Linked DNA regions of Mus musculus: region 1 is linked to region 2. The links are chromatin loops, found by intact Hi-C in ENCODE. Cell type or tissue: heart. All regions are shown on one strand.

Evidence for each region. A loop is a pair of places that touch in the nucleus more often than their neighbours do. Peaks named below come from ENCODE experiments on the same cell type or tissue, not always from the same donor. Only the 100,000 strongest peaks of a DNase experiment are listed, where the experiment ranks them.
Region 1: it touches region 2 in a loop (7-fold over the local background); 14 of 42 quality-filtered maps call a loop at or near these places.

What each region holds. Positions count from the first base shown.
Region 1 is chr4:142,347,827-142,350,326 of GRCm38, forward strand. Gm46875 (a long non-coding RNA gene) reads left to right here. Exons shown (of 3, transcript XR_003955299.1): 1 at 1-2,500. Among named protein-coding and RNA genes, the nearest start is that of Gm46875, 44 kb to the left of the region's middle. In heart, a CTCF peak has its summit at 1,305 (motif pointing left); no DNase peak of the experiment used is centred here.
Region 2 is chr4:142,152,247-142,154,746 of GRCm38, forward strand. Kazn (kazrin, periplakin interacting protein) reads right to left here. Exons shown (of 18, transcript NM_144531.3): 7 at 2,184-2,354. Among named protein-coding and RNA genes, the nearest start is that of Gm35581, 26 kb to the left of the region's middle. In heart, a CTCF peak has its summit at 1,444 (motif pointing right); DNase peaks (open chromatin) are centred at 905 and 1,435; H3K27ac peaks cover 1,640 bases.

The DNA of each region.
Region 1 (2,500 bases), 200 kb after region 2:
ACTCCAGGAAAGATCTAAGTGGTTTATTTATAGACTCCTGTTTAATCCTCACACCGGCCTTATGGTGTGGGTTCCAATCACTGTCTCTACCTGACAGATGAGGAGTTGGAAGGTTTGGGTAAGCTCAGGAGTTGGCCAAGGTCAGGCAGGCAGCCAGTGTGAGGATACAACTTTGTCAGGCTCTCGGCAGACAGTTCCTGGGCTAACAAAGGACTAAATGAACCCGCAGGGGAGGCCTGACATTGCCATTCTCCATGCAGAGGAGGAGAGAAGGCAATGTCCAGTAGGGCCATGTGCTACCTGTGAGAGAAACCACGCAGAGACTGCAAAAGAGAGAGTACTTGGGAGGGGGCTGTAGAGGACGTCTGTGGAGGTGGAAGGGTGAGCCAGAGCTGTGTGGTTGGCAGAGATGGGGTCATGGCTTCCAGGTGGAGGTAGACTAAAGCTCTAAAGCCCCAAATAAGAGATACTTTTGGCTCAAAAGAGGTCCTGATGCCCTGAGGTCTTTCTATATTCTAAAGCTTCCATGAGTCTTATACAATACCAAGGTGATTATCAGGACAGAGTTCCTAGGCTTGTCAGGAGAGAGTTAATGTGATCTAGTTGGTCAAGCCCAGCAGTTAGCCTGACACAAGATGAATGCTACCTGGTAGGGGGACTGGGGTGGGGTGGGGATGGGAGCCCGGAGATCCTCTGCCCCAGTTACTCTGCCGTGAGCATCACTGAGGATGGATACTGACAGGGACTTTGCTCATTAGTAGTAAATCTGAAGTCCAAACAAGCAAACAAAATACAAACAATCAGAAAGAGAGAGGGCCATTGTGTTTTTTTTTTTTTTTTTTTTTTGAGATATTTATCACCTGAGCCCTGGGGCGGGGGGGGGGGGGGGACATAATGGGGGGGGGGGATAACAAAAGTCTGATCCTTCCCAGGATCCCCACGGAGAAGAGAGCTTGCCAAAAGGAACTTAACAAAGCCCATCACAGGTAATCAATACAAAGCAGCCTACAAATCAAAGACAAAGCAGCCACCCTAAGACTTACATCTTGTTTGTTCAGGATTTCCTTGAGGTCAGAGACCCTTGCGGATCCATGGTGGTTCTTAAATGCACAGGTAAATATATTCATGAACTGCCCTCCGCCCCCCCCCCCCCCCCCCCAAGAGGGAAGCCCTGTTTGTCACCCAAGAGAACAACACAAAGTGAGAGTCTCAGGTTCTACCATCCGGTGCTGTGAGCCAGAAGGCCCCAGGAAAGCTTCAGGAGGAAGCAAGAGGGAGCCTATGCTGCCTCCTAGTGGTAGGAGGTACAAGTGACATTCTGGGGTCTGAAAAAGAAACGATAAGTTGTGTTTCCAAAGATGACTGCAGCATTATTCCCAAGGTGTAGGACCTATCCTAGTGGCCCCGCAGAGAGGTGGAGACATTTCCCTCGACTCTGTGCTTGGGGAAGGGTGGTTTCTTGTCTTGGCCATGAAATGCAGGGTAGAGTGACACAAGGTGACTTCAGAGGCTGAGCCTCCACCTTGGCCATCCAAACAACCACTCTTGGGATTAATCCCTTCAGAGAGCTCAAGTGGTCACAGGATGAGGACTGTCCTGGTTAGTTTGACATAAGCTAGAGCCCTTTTGGAAGACAGAAAGTCAATTGAGAAATGGCTCCCAATGGCCTGCAGGCAAGCCTCTGATGTGGAAGGATCTAGCTCATCGTGAATGGTGCCACCCCTGGTCTGGTGATCCTGGGTGCTATAAGAAAGCAGACTGAGCAAACCAGCAAGCAATACTTTCCACAGCCTCTGCATCAGCTCCTGCCTCCAGGTTCCTGCCCTGATTGCCCTGGATTATGGACTACAAACTGTTCATGAAACAGTAGAAGCTAAGTCATTTTTCATCCCAGCCTTATGCTCCCAGAAATAAGACTTGGACTCAAAATAAATTTAGAGATACCTTGGCCATATAGCTAGGCTCTTCTCTGACTAGATCATAACTTAAAATAACCCATATATTCTAATTTACATTCTGCCACACGGCTGGTTACCTGTGCTCAGGTACCATGCGTTCATCTTGTCACATCTTCCTGGGTACATCTCCCACGCCTTGCACCATCCCAGAATTCTCTCTGCCTCCAGATGTCCCACCTTCTATTCTAGCCCTTCCCACAGGCCATAGGTTCATACTTTTTCCTTTCTCTTTTATTTTAATTTTACCTATTTGTGTGTTTGCAGTGCACGTATGTGTGTACCCTGTGCACACAGTGTCTGCAGAGGCCAGAGGAGGGCATCAGATGCCTTGGAACTGGAGTTGTAGATTATTGGTAGCTTCCACGTCAGTGCTGGGAATTGAACCCAGGTCTTCCAGAGGAAGAACGAGTGCTCTTACCCACTAAGCCATCTCTTCAGCTGTGACTGTAGGTTCTTTAATGGACAGGTGGTTTGTCCATATGATACACAAGAGATCCTCTCTACACAAACCTTTCCCTCCCAAGTTGCTCTTGGTCATGGTG
Region 2 (2,500 bases):
AAGTTAGTCCAGGTAACTCTCCAGGCTCTTTCAGGGCAGGGCAGGAGTGGGAGGAGGAAAGGAAAGGTCCATCATGGCCGCCCTTTCCTGAGCATCCCTCACACATACACAGAAAGCAGAGACCCACCCAGACCAACCCACAAAGCAAGCAACACAAGAAGAGGCCTGGACACGATGCCCTCCCATTCCCACCTGGTTTCTCCCCTGGTTGATGAAGGACCTCACCCCTAGCGGGGTCAGGAGGGGTGGGCCCTCTGTGTGGAGTGGGACGTCCTCTGTGTGGAGTGGGACGTGACTATCTGACAAGTGGGAAATCCCCTTAGGCACCAGACATGGGAGCGTCTCAACTCTGCCCACATAGAACCTGATTTTATTTTTTTTCTGAGACAGGGTTTCTCTGTGTAGCCCTGGCTGTCCTGGAACTCACTCTGTAGACCAGGCTGGCCTGGAACTCAGAAATCCACCCGCCTCTGTCTCCCAAGTGCCGGGATTAAAGGCGTGAGCCATGAAATCTCTGAGAAAGATGGCTCACTGGGGCTGTGTGGACCATCTCCCACCAGCAACAGACACTGTTTCCGACTGTATCTCTCTCACTGTGTATGAGCCAATGCTGGGAGCCCCTCTTGAACCCTGACCTCGCCCTTCTTCTCTTTTCTTGGCCTCTACCCTCCTTTGAGCATCCTGATCCTGGAGCACTGGGCTCTTGGGAATTTCTAAGTTGGGATGATTAGGCTCACATGACCCAAACCCAGCTAAAGCCAGACATGGCCCCTGCTGTAATGGAACCTTTGTGTGACCTTGAGCACATGCCCTGCCCCCAACTTCCTACTGCACTTGTGGGTCCTGACTTCCTTCCAGAATCCCTGTGTGCTTCTGCCAGGCAGATCTGCCCTCGGCTGCCTGCAGTCTCAGCGATTTCCACTCTCAGAGCTGGCTCCTCAGGTCAGCCTGGGCCTCATAGCAGAAAGGTCTGGGGCTGTCCTCAGCACAGCCTGTTTGTGCTGAAGTCTGTCACGTGGTAAAGGGGATGAGGAGGATGTGGAGTCAGAGGGACGCCTGAAGGAGGTGGGGCCATCATGAGTCCCTGTAAGGCATCCTCCCTCTTCCTCTAGGAAGATGTTGCCTGTGACAGAGCTCTAGGCCCCCCAGCAGCAGAGGGTCCGAAGCTGCAGGGAGGAGGAGGGGAGCTTAGTTTCTGGCTAGAGGAAAGCAGGCTGTATACCTGTATATTGGGAGCAGAATCTAGGGGACTTATTTCTTAATATAGGGAACATCAGAGAACAACTAAGATGCTGAGGCCAGGGCTCAAAGCACCAAGATGTATTCCATCTGTCCACAGGGACTGTGGTGAAGTGGGCACCCAGGGTCTTTCCCACCCATCCCTCTCAGGGCTGCAGGAAGTATCCACTTGAGATGTCTTCCTGCCTTGACAGCCTTCACCACTAGGGGTCAGCATTGCACAAGGCAGCTGCCCTGCTCTGGGTGGCTATATGCTGAAGCAGGAGTTTGCAAACCATCAGGTCAGTGCAGCACACAAATGCAGCACTAGCTGTTTCCCTGTTCCCCTTACACCCTCCCCAGAGCCCTACAGGGCATATGCAGGGATGGAGGCGCCAGAGGTCAAGGTCTGTAAGTGCACTGTTAGCTAACGCTGGCACCCTGCTGGAGAACATATCCCATTACTAAAGAGTCACACAAGGGAGGGGGACTAAGAGAGACCGCGTGCGTGCGTGCGTGCGTGCGTGCGTGCGTGCGTGCGTGCGTGCGTGTGTGTGTGTGTGTGACACACACTGGGTCCAGGGGGGCTTTCAAAGGCTTTCTATCTTTGTGTGTTCTGGCTATACCTAACTATGTCATGAGAAACATGAGTGTATATACACAAATAGGTAGATACTGTTATTTGTAACCCCGGACTCTGAGATGTTAACATTCCTAGATATTTTACCAAAATAATATGATTATTTTGGACCACAATATGCCTTCCCATTGCCCCACATTTTCGAAGTCTGTAGGGACATGTGGCCAAGTGAGGCCTCCCAGAAAGCCAGTGCTCCTGGGCTTCAGGAGGTCCCCAACTCAGGAGTGTCACACAGCCCACTGCTCTCCCCTTAGCCTCCTTCTCCCTCAGGGGCTCTGAGTGCTCCAGGCTGCTCCTCCACAGCCAGTGCCCAGTGCGGGCTCACCATGGCGAGCTCCGCCTCCAGCTCCTTCATGCGGTTGTCCTTGAGGTCCAGCTGGGAGCGCAGGGCCGCAGCATGGTCTGTGGCTTCCTTGGCCTGCCGTCGAAGCTCCCACTTCTCTCGCTCCAGCAGGTCCTTCTCCTTGGCCAGTGCTTTGACTGCGTCTTCACTCTCCTGTGGTGGGGATGAGAGGGGGGGATGGGTTGTAAAGTGGTGGTGGTGGTGGGGGGGAAGGGCTCATCTGGGTGGGCAGGGGAATGGGGAATCCCAAACACAAGGCTGAAAGCCCTGGTGTGAGGTGGGAAAGCTATGGGGTGGTC